2 separate regions of the Homo sapiens genome follow, and region 2 is linked to region 1. The links are chromatin loops, found by intact Hi-C in ENCODE. Cell type or tissue: HCT116. All regions are shown on one strand.

The links. A loop is a pair of places that touch in the nucleus more often than their neighbours do. Peaks named below come from ENCODE experiments on the same cell type or tissue, not always from the same donor. Only the 100,000 strongest peaks of a DNase experiment are listed, where the experiment ranks them.
Region 2: it touches region 1 in a loop (7-fold over the local background); 4 of 110 quality-filtered maps call a loop at or near these places.

What each region holds. Positions count from the first base shown.
Region 1 is chr10:89,423,024-89,431,023 of GRCh38, forward strand. SLC16A12 (solute carrier family 16 member 12) reads right to left here. Exons shown (of 8, transcript NM_213606.4): 8 at 7,276-8,000. Among named protein-coding and RNA genes, the nearest start is that of IFIT5, 12 kb to the left of the region's middle. RefSeq lists an enhancer at 1-191. In HCT116, a CTCF peak has its summit at 3,420 (motif pointing right); a DNase peak (open chromatin) is centred at 3,408.
Region 2 is chr10:90,575,926-90,583,925 of GRCh38, forward strand. No RefSeq gene overlaps it. Among named protein-coding and RNA genes, the nearest start is that of LINC02653, 39 kb to the left of the region's middle. In HCT116, CTCF peaks have their summits at 3,899 (motif pointing left) and 4,101; a DNase peak (open chromatin) is centred at 3,876; H3K27ac peaks cover 2,206 bases.

The DNA.
Region 1 (8,000 bases):
TCAAGATCAAGGAGCTGGCAGGTTTGGTGTCTGGTGAGGGCCTGGTCTCTGCTTCCAAGATGTCACCTTGAATGCTGCACCCTCTGGAAGGGAGGAACTCTGTTCCTCACATGGCAGAAGAGCAGAAGAGAGCAAGAACTCACTCCTGCAAGCCCTTTTCATAAGACCATTAGTCTAGTCATGTGGGCAGAGCCCTCAGGAACATCTCTCCTTAGGCCTCACCTCTCAATACTGTTGCATTGGAGATTAAGCTTCCAATCTATGAATTTGGAGGAGACAAAAACATTCAAACCATAGCAGAAGAATAGAGACTCAAAAGATACAGTTAAGGTTTTATGGAGTAAGAATTAAATATGTTAGTATAACTTATAAAACAAATTAAGTAAAAATTGAGTTGTGGGATGAGAAGAGTTCTTTAAATTCAGTTAATTAAATCCTAACAACATAGCAGAAAACCAATAGATAAAGTCTATATTAAACAGATCAAAAAATAACATTATAAAACGTACCATCACAGATTGGGATAGCCCCTTCTCACAAAACTAACTTTCTTCCTCTTTCTATCCCTTCAGAACAACATAGCAAGTGTATATTTAAAACAAGTTTATCACTTAGCTTTCTGCTCATACATCCCCTCTCTTTCTGCTTGTACATCCCCTTTTCTCCCAGGACTCCAGCCTCCGCATTCCTCTCTACTTCTCTTCTGAGCCAAAGTTCCCTGCCTCACTGGGATGTGGTTTCTTCTTCTTTAGCTTTCTCTTTTCCTAAGATCAAGCCACACACACTGGATCCCACCCCAAACACAACTACCCCCTTCTTCGGAAACTTCATATTTACTAAGTTGAATTTGTTCATTCAACATTTTGTATTTCACTTTGAGGAATAAAACAGCATCTAATTACTAGAAATGTACTAGAAATGCCATGTATATATTCCCAAAACTGTCTGAACTGAGGGGTTCCTCTGTAAGTGATGAACTGGATTTCTCAATACCTCCTTTCATGATGGCACCTAGCTGAGTAACTAAAGAAATAATGAAGGTGACATGAATAAGCTTTGGGAAAGCCATGCCTCAATGGGAGCACACAGGTGCCTCACAGACAACAAACTCTGAAGGGCAAGCATAGACTGAGGCCACTTGGATTGAACACTTAACATAGAACACTAGCGTTCTTGACTCCGGTGATGCAATGATAGTTATAGCTAACTCTTACATAGTACACAATATCTGCCGGGTGCTGTTCTAAGTGCAGGGCATGTAGTAATCTTGTAAAATCCTTACAAACCCCCCTAAAATAGGCATTTTTATTCTTTCCTTTCGCACATGAGTAATTAGGATTTAGACACATTAAGCAAGCCCAAGGTCGCATACCTAATAAGAGGTGGGAAAAGGATTCAAACTCTGGGTGTCTGGTTCTAGAATCTAGCACTTAACTACTATATAATACTTTCTAAATAGTCTTAAAATTTGGAATGAAGGATATGGGAAGATAGGACCAAATCTTTACAGACCAGAGGAGAGAGATTCTAGAGGATCACACCAAGCCCACATTCTACAATCATAGGTCACCAGACACTATTGTACACAGAACCCCGAAATTCCCTGGAAGGAACTAGGAAAGGGAACTATTTATGTACATTAGCTGCCTCTTGATGCTGGGATTAAAAGCTGTTCTGAAACCTCAGGGAGAATGACCTAAGAAACTGACGGACTCCATCTAAGTGAGGGTTTGTTTCCAGAATTGGATTTTGGAATTCAAAGATTTGGAATAAATTCCTCAAAAAAAGGAAGCCACATATTTTGGAAGACTGAAGAACCAGTAAACAATTAGAAGCCAGAACACGTACCCAGTCCTTTGTCCTTGGAAGGAAGGATATATCCCTTGTGCACACACCAACCAGCATCAGACCCTCACCCAGTGTGGAGAGCAAAATAAGAAGGCAAGGAGATAGTTTGATATGGCCATTCCACAATGTATACATATTTTAAAACATCATGTTGTACATGATAAATATACATGATTTTTATTTGTCAATTTAAAAAGGAAAGGGAAGGGGCGGGGAGGGGATGGGGAGGGGTGGAGGGCGCTGGAACACGTGTAACAACTAGGGCTGGGGTCACCTGCGCTTTAACATCCCCTGAGTTTGCCTTGAGCCTCCAGGCCATGGACTTTGGAATGTGGCTGCGAGTCCCTAATTCTATTAAATATTAATTTTGTTCAAGAGTAACTTCATCTCTCTTCACATGCTTTTCCTTTCCATACCACATCAACTCCAGCAAATCTCACCAAAGCAAACAAACAACAACAAATATAAAAACCAAAACACCAAAACTAAAATCACTTACAGGTCATTTCTATATAAAAACCCTTTATTGAGAAGATCTTAGGAGACAGAAGAATCTACAACTTTAAAGTTAATATTAGGTAATCTCTGTTTTTCAGAAAGAAAAAGGGAGAGAAGTGAGAGGGAGGGATATTGGGAGAGGGGAGACAGGAAACAAAAAAGAGGAATGGAGGGAGCAAAGAAAGAAGAAAAGAAGGAAAGATCCCCAACCATTTATTGATATGCCTGCCTCTTTCTGTGATTCTGAGCTTTGCCTGTTTCCCTGTGTCTCTTCTCCCTTCAAAACCGTTCCTCCATTTTTCTTAAACAGAGCAATTCAGTTCTAACTCTTATCCTCATACTCAGTCACAAACCCAACTATGAGTTGCTTAGTTCTTAGTTCTACATAAGAACTTTCATTTTAACATGATCCACTCTCCTTTGAAAGCAATTTCAGTTATAAATAAATAGAATCCCCACGATTTCACATGCACTACACATTTAAAGTAAATTTAATCACTTTGTCATATTTGCTGTACAGTATAATCCGATATTTTATGTTTTCAAATTGACATGGAATCCATTCTTCTGTATCATTTGGTTTCAACATTTTCTAACATTTGGCTTCTGGTATAACTTTGAGATTCTGTGTCTCACACTTTAACTCCTTTATCAACTCACATCAAATAAATTAACACATTAGTAGGGGTCACAGTGGGAACAAGAATGGAAGGCTGACAATCTGGGTTCCAGAGAAAGGCAGAGGACTTCAAATTTTTTTTACGTTATGTTTTACCAATGGCTATCCCTAGTCAAGCCAGTCAAAATCATCATTCATATTAACTTTGATACTCTATGTTACAGAACTGATATAGGTAACCAAAAGCTGAAAACTGCAACACAGCATCTTTATCCCCGTGTTTATACTTGCAAGAGGAACAGGATAAATGTGGGATGGGTAACGAGCAAGGGGGAGTTGGAAGAGGAGGAAACAATGACAAACTTTAATGTTTGTGCCTTTAAGGTAGGCCTTGGGGAGTTGAACAATTGGAGATTCCCCTACTCCTGGGAAGTGTTCTTGCTAATTCCAGCAGATGGCAGTGCTGCATAATATGTCAATTTTAAAACTCTTTTCTGTGCTTAAGGATCCAAACTTTGGATCCTTAAGAAGAGAATGACACTCTTTACAGTTGAGAGATGAATATTGAATTATAACCCCATGCCCTGAAAATCCCTGCTTTGTACTTAAAGAAGGCAACTGCAATCCCCAAAAGTCCCAGACACCTTTATGGACCCGTCATCGGAACATTTATGTCCACGTGTGCTTGGTTCTGCACTGGCCTGAGATGCCTGCTGGAACCTCAAGGAGCCACACAAAGCAGCTGCCTCACATCTCTTTCCCTCACTCCCAGCCTCTTGCCCTGAAAAAAGTAAGGGCTGATTCCAATCTGTTCAATCCTGTCTTCAAATTCCCCAGAATCAAATTTCTTCAACCCATAATGAATTCTTCCTCTCCTAACCCTCAAAGTACTACACATGCCCTTAGCCTCAGGTCAACATTTAATAACTTCTTGGTGTTGTTCTAACCTGAGTTGGTTTCAATTTACCAATTAGGTAGTAAATTTGAGATCATGGAGGGGGTCCTATGTGTATTTTTAATTCTCCACCATATGTAACATGGTTCCAGATTCCAAAGAGGTGCTTGATAAATAGTTGGTTGATTAACTCCTTTCACCATCTCTTAAAAATGTCTGCCAGCATACTGTCTAATTTTCAATAATGCTTTATGAGTTAGGGGCAGCCATAGGTCTGGTCAGGACAAAGATTTCAGTCAGAAACATCTTCTGCACCTAGCAAAACCCTGGCATAAATATTTTGTGTAAAAGCAGTTTGTGTGGTGCCTGTAATTGAAACCCTGTCTTTTCAGGTTTGGGGCAGGTGCAATCCACATTTTCCCAACGTTCCAGGGCTCCCTTGTGTGAACAGTTCCTCTTCCCTTGGGTTTCCGTTCATTTGTGCACAACAGCTATTTAATTAAGCCTGTCTGGGTTGAACACAGTAGTATCATTTTTTACATTCAGGCCTCAATCCAAAGTTTGTTATTTAATATCTTTTGATCAACTCTTTACTTTGCCACTTTTATTCCCTTTCCAAAACCTGCTCCATAATGGTCAATGCTCCAGAGCTTCTACTGTTTTTGTGACACTTCTAACAAGGTGTCCTATTTTGACACACCAAATTAGGAACATCTAATGTATCCTGTCTGTTCTGGGTACAAGAGCAATTTGCACCCAAACAAACCTGCACCCCAACCCTTCAATCCGCCCCACCCTCGCTAATGTTACAATTCTCCTTAGCAGTTTTTTCATTTATTTGTTCTTTACACTCATTTATTCATTGACCAAGTATTCATTGAATGCCTACTCTGGGTCAGGCACTGCTCTAAATAGTGAATGAGTCAGTATGATCCGTATCCTCAGAAAGCCTGTGGTTTTGTGGAGCAGATGAAATTTAAAAATAAAAACACACATCAATATATATGATCATAACTAAAAGATGTTCTTTGAAGGAAAATAATAGAATGCTATGAGCATGAAGAATGTGGGTGGTAGTGGCGGGGGAGGGATGTATAATTTAGATAAGGGCAGTGGTTAAAGATGGACTCTCTAGGGCAGTGACATTTAAACTGAGACCCAAAATATGAGAAGAGAGTGATCACAGGGATCAACATATGCAAAATGCCCCAGGGTCAGGGGTATAAAGGGGAGGCTTGGTACTTGAAGGAACTGATAGAAAAACTGGGCGCTAGATTGTAGTAGAAGATGGGGGATGTAGCCTAACGTCAGGAACTACACCCTGTGAGACTTCGTAGGTCCAGTGTGGGCACTGAATGCTCACACCAGCCCTGTCAGTTCTGCGATTCTGAAAAAGGCTTTGCTCTTCCCTGTTTGAGCTTTAGAAAGCTGTTTGAGCTGTTTGCTCTTCCCTGTTTGAGCTTAGGGTCAGAAATCTGGATTCATCCACCTGCACGTGGGCCGGAACCTCAGGTAACCACACAGAAGCTGCCCCCCAACCTTTCTCCCACTCCCGAACTCTTCCCTACCTTGACCTATACCCACACCTTGCTCTGCCCACAGTTGCAAAAATAAGCTATCCAAGAATGAACATAGGTCTTCATCTTTCGTAGGACAAGGTCCTTGAACTCTTCCATCATTACACTGGTCAGTGGGAAAAGGCCTAACTTGTCATCACAAAAGAAACATATTTATGGAAAAATGTGAAAAGGGCTGCATTTGAAATGCTAATTCTAAAGCCTTTTAGTGCCAACTCAACTCAAAAATAAACTGCTTTTTACTTAATTCTAGACCAATCTTAGGTCCCAGATCCCTCAAAAAGACCTCTGACCCTTAAACAATTAAGAGCAATAATGAGAGTAATAATGATCACTCTCATCTAAACCTCAAAATCCCTTTTCATTGGTTTGACTCTCTTGGGTCAGGAGAGAAAAAAAAAAAAAGCCTCTTTTAACTTATTTAATACAGCCCTGGGCCTCAGGTAGATAGATCCTTAGGGGCTGGGGAGAAAAGGAGAAAATTTTAATCTTCAATTGAGACACTCAAAGCCCATATCAAGAAAGGAGCCCCAATCAGCTTTGTAAGTAATGATGTGGCTCATTAATAGGTGATACTAACCACACATGTCCCCGTTAGCAGGAACAAATTATTCTTGCCAAGTTCAGGCATTCCCTGGCAGCTGAAGGAAACATGAGCTGCCCACATGTTAATATACTTCAAATTGCTTCTCAAGGGAGAGGATAATGGGTAGATAATTGTAGATGTGGGGGGATAGGTACCTCAAGTTCTTTACACTATTCATTCTACTTTTGTATATGTTTGAAAAGTACCATCATGTTTTGTCTTAAATGTCAGTCCTTTTATCATTATTTATATCTTCCCACTCCCCAACCAAATAGTTTTCCGTGCTATGGGACAAAACCTCAGTTATCTGTCATTGGTAGCTACGCTGGCAACAGATATAAAAATCTATTGCTTGACGGAGTTAAAAAAAAAAACAAAAAAAAAACTTTTTTTTTTTTTTACTCAAACTTTCAAGTGTGAGAAAAGAAACTCAGATATCCACCCTGAATTTGTACTATTTCATTTCAGTAAACAATTTCAGAATTAGACCTACTGGGACCAGGAAGGGGAGTGTCAAATAGACATTACCATTTTCATTATCACTGGCAGTGGTGAAGGCAATTCAAAAAGAACTCAACTCCTAACTGAGAAAGCCTGACTTTGGTAATGTGGAAAGCAGACAGTGGAACTAGCTCACTTTTGGGACAAAATATGCTCCCCAATTCACCCCCTCAACCCTAAATGCTCCCCAAAAGAAGCCTGGATCAATCAACAGCAAATTAAACCACTGAGCCTGAAAGTAGTGGTTTTGATAGATCCTCTTGGGAAAACTCTTGGAAATCTCCAATCTAGAATCTTCCTTCAATATTGATTAGAAGACTGAAGCATAATCCAAAGGATTTTATCTGTCCAAGGGAGCGTCGGTTTCCCAACAGCTTCTTGAACCCACATAAGATAATCCAAGTAGGCACAGGGGAAGGACACAGGGCTTCAGCATCAGCAGCATCCCAGTTTTACAGGATTTCACACTAGAGGATACTGAGCTGTGGGAACTGGTGCCTCAGTTTCCACATCTACAAAATGATAATAATAGAGGTCACTATGGGGATTAAATTCGACAATGACAATGCATAGGAAGTGCCTGGCATAATAGCTCACACATTGGAAGAACTCAATAAAGACTTCTGGTTTTTGTAAATCATTTGATTATTTAACACATCTTAAAATGCTGACCACATCTTAGCATGATCCAGACAGGCCCACTCACCATCCAGTCCAAACCTCTTGTCCGAGGGAAAAATGTCTTTCCAAACACAGGACAATAAATTCATTTTATTTTGCTTTTGAAATAAGAAAATATTAGCATAAATATTTCATCTATTAATGAAATTACAATCTGAACAAAAAGCCCAATCATACAGTGTATCTACAAAGTTAGATAATGTCTTCTGATTTTCTACTCAGATAATTCCAAAGTAGAGCTTACAGTAGTAGAAAGAAATATTTAAGATGTAAAATTATCCCACTATAATTTTGTTCTTGATTCCACAAAATACATCATTCCCATGAATTTCTCAGTTTTGAAATAAACAGTATAGACACATGGAACATTAACACTAAAATTCTGTGTAGAAATGTAAAATAGTAGACCTTAAGATGTACATTTTTCTTACTGATTTTCTAAAAATGCTGCCTCAAAAGGGAAAGTAAAATGCAAATCTATGCATGTATAAAGTCAAATCTCCCAAATGTTTTTATACAAAATCTTTAAAATTTCTGATCACTATGCTTATTTTTCATAAATACTTGTAATACTTCACAGAAATTATATTGCAGAACCACATAAACAAAATTTTGTTGTGATCATGATAAAAAATATGTATAAGAATATTTGTAACTATTCATATTTTTAAACATCTTTAGGCTTGAAAATTCAAGAAATGATATTTAGGGCAAAGTGCTATTCCAAACAGATATAACTTCATCTTAACTTTGACATTTTACAGATACCTTCCAATTTTTTTTTTTTGAGATGGA
Region 2 (8,000 bases), 1.2 Mb after region 1:
CCTAGAGCAGGTATAATTTTAGATGAGGCAGTTCCCTGAGGCTGAGGGCAATTTCAATGAAGAGTGTAACTATGAACCACTGGATGCCAGTATTTCTAGCACCAGGGAATAAACATGCCAGTCCTGATGAGAAGAGTCAGTAACAAATCTCAGTATACATTTCAAACTTCCATGTGCAGCAACATCATTTTAAATATTAACATTAGAAACTATTATCTAGGCAATTCTTCAGTTCTCCCCTTTGCAAAGACTCAATAAATGCAGACTCCCATTATTCCTCCACCAGCTTACCAGATTTCATCTACAAACTGTAGTGCTGGATATAGATGACTTGAGAATCTAGGTGTGCATGGAATGTGATGTATGACTATAGTGGTGTTTCGGGAACCTGTATCTGTTTGGCTATCTAGCACATCTTGAGACCATGTAAGAGGATTAGAGAAATGCGCAGGTTTCTTACTTCTTAATTTTCTTTTTCCTAGGATTTTATATACAAATACACTTAAGCCACCTCTGATGTTGTAAGGTTAGCCGTGTCACCTGTCACAGGTGGTGTGAACACTATGAGTTGCTGACTCGTGTCCCTGTAAATTGCAGAAGCAGGGATATTGGAATCCAGTAGTGGTGGTCTGTGCTGATGCGCACGTCTTTCCTGGCTTGAATCCTTTTCATTACCGATATAAATCAATCTGTCGGCCTCCAGTGGTTAATACTGTAGTGAATGTCTTTAATTCAACTCCAAACTCTAAAAGTGTAATCTGAAGGAAAACATATTTTTAAAGTGTCCATTTTAAAATAGAAAACAAAATAAACAGGATGTATATATATATGTGACTTTAATCTTTCAAAGTTTCTTATAATCTGTCTGTTCTTAACTTTTAAGGATCTATGATGTCTTCTGCTGATAAAATGTTAATCTGAAGTTCAGAAATTATTTTCGGCCAGGCATGGTGGCTCACACCTATAATCTCAGCACTTTGGGAGGCCGAGGCGGGCTGATCACCAGAGGTCAGGAGTTCGAGACCAGCCTGACCAGCATGGTGAAACCCCATCTCTACTAAAAATACAAAAGTCAGATGGGTGTGATGGTGGGCACCTGTTAACCCAGGTACTCGGGAGGCTGAGGCAGGAGAATCACTTGAAACTGGGAGGCGGAGACTGCAGTGAGCCAAGATTGTGCCATTGCACTCCAGCCTGGGCGACAGAGTGAGACTCCGTCTCAAAAAAAAAAAAAAGATTATTTTCATTTTACTTTTTTCTTTGGTTTAAGTTAAAGTAAATTCAGTACTTAAGAAAATAGTATATTTAGATTGATGCCATTTTTCTGAAGTTACTTCTTGTTACTGATCTAGTTATCTCCCTTGCTCTCTGAATATATCCCAAGGGAGAGAGAGATCTTAAGTGTTGTTCACTAGTTGTTAATGATAGATTCTTCTGTGCAGCAATTTAATATGTTTTTTACTTCCCACCTACTTTTCTTTATTGCTTGCATTTATATAATAAGCATATATCATTTTTATAAAACAGTAAGATAGATGAATACTATTAAAACTTCAGAAGAAAATAAAGGAGAAGGAATACAGAGCTACTTCAAACCTTATTTCATTACAAGCATTTTATCTCTTCATCCCCATTTAATCACTTCAGCCTCAAGGTGAAAAAGTGAAACCCATAGACAGAGGTAATCTTGTCCTGATACAAGAAAACATTTGAAAATTGAAATAGTTAAAAGTATGCTCCTATGAGCTAGGGCTCTTTTTACTTCCATTTCTTAATTTATAGTCTTTGTGTATTTCCTCAAAATAAGCCTCCTGAAGGGAATATAAAATACAGATAGAAAAATGACGTCATCCAACTGAGCCCCCAACTGCAGTCACACATGAAGTCACAGATGAACAAACTATGGCACAGGAGAAACCAATTTTAATTTAATTAATAGGATAAAAGTTACTTTTCTTCATGTTTCTCCCTCTGCTTTTGGGTTTCTGTGTTTTTTTTAAATCACAAAATATTTTTAGAAATTACAGAAAGCAGAGAAAATACATACAAAAAGGCTTAAAGATCATCATAATTTTATCTCCCAAAGGCAACTAGCAATATTTTAGTTTAATTCAAGATTTTTTTAAAGGATTTTGGTTGTCACTTGGGATCAAACTGTATAAGAATGTTTACATTGCTTTCTGTACAAACATGATATATACAAAAGTTTCTTATGAGCATAACTCAGTATACATGTAATACATGCTCATAGAAGAAATTGGAAGACAAAAATTTTTAAATATCAATCATCCTGCCATCTAGATATAAACATTCTTGATATGCATTCTTCCCAACTTTTTAAGACAGTAATTAAACAGAACCTTCTGAATAGTTTTTATTTAACAATAGATCATAAACAACCTAGGTACCTCTAATTTTTGCTACGAGAGTACTGGAATAGAAGATGTTTTAAGGTATATCTTTGTGTATACTGAGCATGTTGTCCAATTACTTCCTTAGGAAAAACGTCTAGAGGTAAACTACTGAGTCATACTGTAATAACATTTTAAAGGCTATTCATCTATTTCTAAGATTAACTAGAAGGGTATACAAATTGGTAATTTTCCCAAAAGCAGAGGATGTCTGCTTCACAAACCCTTACCAATTCTGAATAACATTACTAATCTTAGTATTTCAGTCCAATAGGAAAAAAACAAAACAAATCATTGCTTATTGTCTTTTTATGCTTTGATTACTATAAAGGCTATAGAATTTTTCATAGAATTACTATTTTTGTATATTTCTAGCCTTTTCTATTGTCATCCTTATACTTTTGCTATTAATTTGCATCATTTTTAAATAGTCACATTATTGCTCCTTTGTCATCTGTTTCCAAATGTTTATAGGTATTTATTTTTCTTGTACAATTAACTTTTCTAATATTTCAAAGTAAAGCTATATGATAATTGATAACAGAACCTTTGTTTTTATTGTGCTCTTAATGAGAATAAATCTAGTCTTCTAGCCATTAAGGATGTATGTTAGTTTGAGATTATTTATTGTGTCAATTTCTATTCTAATCCTATTTTGCTAAACACATTTTTAAAATCAGATGTTTCAGATTTTGTCAAATGCCTTTTTGGCATATATTAGGCAAATATATTTTTTCCCTTTTGCATTTATTGAAAATATAAATTACATGTAATGTTTTTTCTAATATTGAACTTCTTTACATTCTGGAAATACACTCTCCTTGGTATTGAATGTTTGAATCTGTTCCATACGTCCTCATTTTCAAAAATACCAATTATGCATATATTGGGCTCCCTTTATCTTTTCTGTTATTATTAAAATATTTTATTATTTTAGTTTGATTCATTTTCTGATTTTCCCAAGCCATCCACCCTATCTTTGCCAAAATCGGTATTACTTTCTTTTTCTACTTCTTATTGCTTTCATTCTGAAATGTTTGTTTTATTGCCATGTTTTTCCTGAGTTTTTCCAACTTGCTGTTAGATTCTCCTCTTATCACACAATCCTCTTCCTAAGCATTTTTTATTTTTAGAAATATCAAATTGTCTGTAATTTTTTAAGAACATGAAATTCTATTGAACTGAACCCTTCATTCTTTGGGCAACTCATTTAATAATGTATATTTATTTCCTTTTGTTTAAGATTTTTACTCATCTCTGAATGATTCATCTGCCAGATTCCAGATAAGGAACTGTGTGGAGTAAATTGTTAAAACTTTATGTTGCTTCAGCATCCATTTTGAATCTAGGTTTAACTTTCTCATACCAGAAGCAAGGCTTAGTTACCTTTGACACATATCCAGTTCTCTGCCTCTTCCCAGTTCCTCAATGTGGTCAATCCAAATGTCTGCCTCCTGGTGGCTACCTCCCTACGGGACATAGAGATACAACCTAGCTGACTCACTCCACTGACCCCACACCTACATAGACTGTACATACATGCCACAGTAACCACTCTCAGTCACAACATGACCCTTTGAGATTCATGCTAGCTTGCTCTAAACATGCCAGTTAGAATTTCCTGTGGGAAGCCTGCTTGGGTAATGCCCTGCACCCTAATAAAGTCCTTGGCTCATAGATCTTCCTCCACACTCCACCTACAGGTTGGGCACTCTGTTGGCTCCAGACTTCCTGTCAACCCTCATTGACACCCCTCTTCTCTTTGGGATCTGTACATAATAAACTGCTTCTGACATTTCATGTGTTTGTGCTGTGTTGCCTCCTCTGTCTTACCTAATTGACACACCCACATCTAACTTTCCTTCTAGTCAAAGCTCTCCTGGAGAGTGGCTATCTTGGTGTTATAAACTGGACACAGGTCAGACAAGAGCCATAGGGGTATCTGCCAGCATAGACAAATTTACTGTGAGAGGGACACCAAGTCATATGTTGTACACTTAGGCATTAAGCCATCTGCCAGAATTAAAAAAAAAAAAAGCATCTGTATCCCATGAAAGGCATATTGTAAACATCCTGGATCAAATCCCATGGATCTGCATCAGGGCAAGGCTGGAGTTTATAGCCAATCTCCAGAGAGAGAGCGCTCAGGACAAATTAGAGAGGAATACAAGACTATTCTGTGGAGAAAATGGAGAGAGGAGTGTGAACTGGCAATCTCTAGCCTCTCTTTTGTCTGATCTCTCCTTTATTCTCTGACTAAATCTTTTAGTGTCCGAGGGAAAAGCATAGTAGAGTTGAGGGTAGGGAGAAAAGGGAGTACAGAAGACAGTAGTTCAAAACCTATGCTCTGAAGTCACCCACAGGATTCAAATTCCAATGCTGCTCCCTGCTAGCTCTTTGGTCTTGAAATAGTACTTTAAATTATCTGTATCTCTGTTTTTTTATCTGCATAGTCCCTTTATAGCTTGTTATAAAAATTAAATGAGTCACTATTAAATCTAGAACAGTTTCTGCCACATATAATAGTTCAACAAGGGTTAACATTATGATTAGTTGTTTCTGCCCCATGAGCTTTCTGTTACAATATGCAACTGCTTTGTCTTTTTCCTTGAATCACTCTACCTTATTCTAAGCATCCGCCTCAATTAGGAGGATTGGTTAGAGACCATAGAAATGACATAAGCTGTATTCTTCAGTTGCAGTTTTTGACTTTCTGTGTTTTTTAACTAAGTCGTTACAGGGACATGCCTGCATTTCTCATGACTGCCTCATTCCTCTAGCTTGCAGTCAGTCAGTGGCTTCTCATTTAAGGACTACAGTGCTTACTTTCAGAGAAACCCATACCTGGCAGAATGCAAATACCACTTGACTATCAACAAGCTTTCTCCTCTGTAGAGATATCTTTGGCCAGAATACTTCATAGTTTGAAGCTGTAGTAGACATTATTTCTTAGGTCATTGTAGATGGTGGATTACTCCCTTTCTTTTTTTCCTTGCTGTTTCTGACAGGTTTCATTTTTTTTTAAAGGAGAGTAATAAATATGCCTTAATTTAAGATTTCTAATCAAAAATCTGGAATAGATTCAATACCTTAAGAATGGTCTGAAAGAATTCACCTGTAAAATGGTCCAGGCTGAAATCAAATCAATGGTGAATTCATGATAAAATATAAAATTCAGTATGGCCATTATATTATATACACTTTCTACTTCTTTTTAAGATATTTTTTATTTGTTAATATTTTCAAAATATTCCACTTGGATTCTCCATATTATTAGTATTTTGTTTTTAAATTGATTTAATGTTTCTGGTTATATCCTCATTCTCATTTCAAATATTACATATGTATGACTTCTCTTCCTCATTTGCATTGCCAGGATTTCAGCTATTTACTAGACTTTTCAAAAAGCTCATTTATGGCTTCATTTATACTTCTGCTTTTATCATTGTTTATTTCTATTTCTATTTTCCTTAGCCTAATTTTTAATTTTTCTAGATTCTTGAATAGTATACTTGCTTTATTTTTTATTCGTTCTTGTTAATAATAAAACCATTTGCAGCTAATCATTTTGCTCTGAGTATAAGGTGGTGATACTGGGTTATTCTTATTTGCATAAACATTATTTTAATGACACCAAAATATTCTATGGTTAAAAAAGACTATAAGCATGCTTAACCATTCTCATTATAGTTTAGTTTATAGGTTAATTTCATCTTTGCTAATAGGTTATAGGTTAGTTCCATCTTTGCTAATTATAAATAACTCTGTATATAGTTTAATTAAAAAATACTTGGGGGGAGGGGGGAGGGAAAGCATTAGGAGATATACCTAATGTAAATGACGAGTTAATGGGTGCAGCACACCAACATGGCACATGTATACATATGTAACAAACCTGCACATTGTGCACATGTACCCTAGAACTTAAAGTATAATAAAAAAGAATACTTTTTCTTGATATAATATGTATGTATTCATTTCAAATTTTTATGAAAATTTCACAAAACTAAGGATTAATTTTCTACTAAAGAATCTAGAATATATCTCTTAATCAGTGTTCTTCATTCTTTTATGGAGTCATATTATACCATTTTTTTTTCATAGCACTGTACTATGTTTTCATTAATTGCCAAAGAAAATATTACCATCTGCTTAGCATCAATGACTTATGACACTAATTGTACTAGATGACATAGTTAAGCAGGAGCTACTGTTAATACTTTTTTTGTTCATTGCCCTAGATGGTCTAGGATTTCATTTTATTGGAGAAAATCTCCTGTCATCTTTGCAAATTATGTTAATTTTATTGATAGGTTAGTAAAAGGTATTCTGGACACCATGTATCGTTTTGTAGGCAAAGAATTTGACTGTCCTTCATAAAACCTTTGTGAAAAACACAGTGAAATTATTATGACAAAAATTGGACAAAAACAAGAATCCACTGGCAACATCCAACATTGGAGGGTATAATTTTAAAAGTTGAGAACTTCCAGGAACAGTGCTGGAAACTATGTATGCTGGTCAGTACCTAAGCCTATGACTAATCATAGAACTTTGTGTGGAAATAACCAAAAACATAGGTACTAAAACTGCTTCTTCCTCCTCTCAGCAGTAGCTTGAGGTTCATTTTGAATCTACACAAATTGTTCTATAATAATGGCTAATATCAAAAATATGATCAAACTTAAGTCAGGCAATACGCTAAACTTTGTACATGCAAAATCTCATTTAATCCTCAAGATGACACTACAATTTTGGTTTCATCAATGTGATAGACTAAACAAATGAATAAACTACTCCTGCTGCAAATGCTTACAAATTCTGAATAAAGTAAAAAAGAATCTTTTAAAATACATTACTAAGGCAGCTAAAAAAGAGTAAAATCCCCAGACATCAGGAACTAAAAGAGTGGTAAGCACACAAGTTGATGCTTCAGTGGCCAGGATGGCATGAGTGGTGTGCAGGAGAGTATAGAACTCAGGAGATCTCTAATTGCTAGGGTGTTGGACATTAATATCTATGCAGAGAAATTAAACCTATGTGAGGTCAGGAGTGGGGATGTAAATCCCAGTATAAAGACAGGACCCTTAAAGTGCTACGCCCACAGAAAATGAGGAGCTCGATAAAATGTGTCTACATGTCTTAGGATGCCAGCAATAACATTTTCTTTATTTTGGGTTCTGGGTGAGTAAAAAAAAAAAAATTACCATGAGAAATCAAAACCTCAAGCTTAAGTAATCTGAGATGTAGAGTCCAATTTACAGTGTTCATGAGTGATGAGAATCCAAGCCTACTTCACTGAAGTATGTAGCAGAGGAAAATGAAAAACTGCTCTGAACCAATGTCATATGAAATTCCTACAAGAGAAAAAAAACGACATACAAGAATTTCTTAATCAAAAATTACAAAATGTGCTAGAAAATAGTTATCAGACAGAATAAATCAGATTAGTAGAGAACCTAGAAGGACAAATAATAATCTGAACAAGCTTATAAAATAATTTAAATGGCTAAAGAGATAAAAGAAAAAATGAAAATCAAAGAATAAGAAACAACAAAAAATAGAAAGTCTAAGAAACAAAAGAACTTA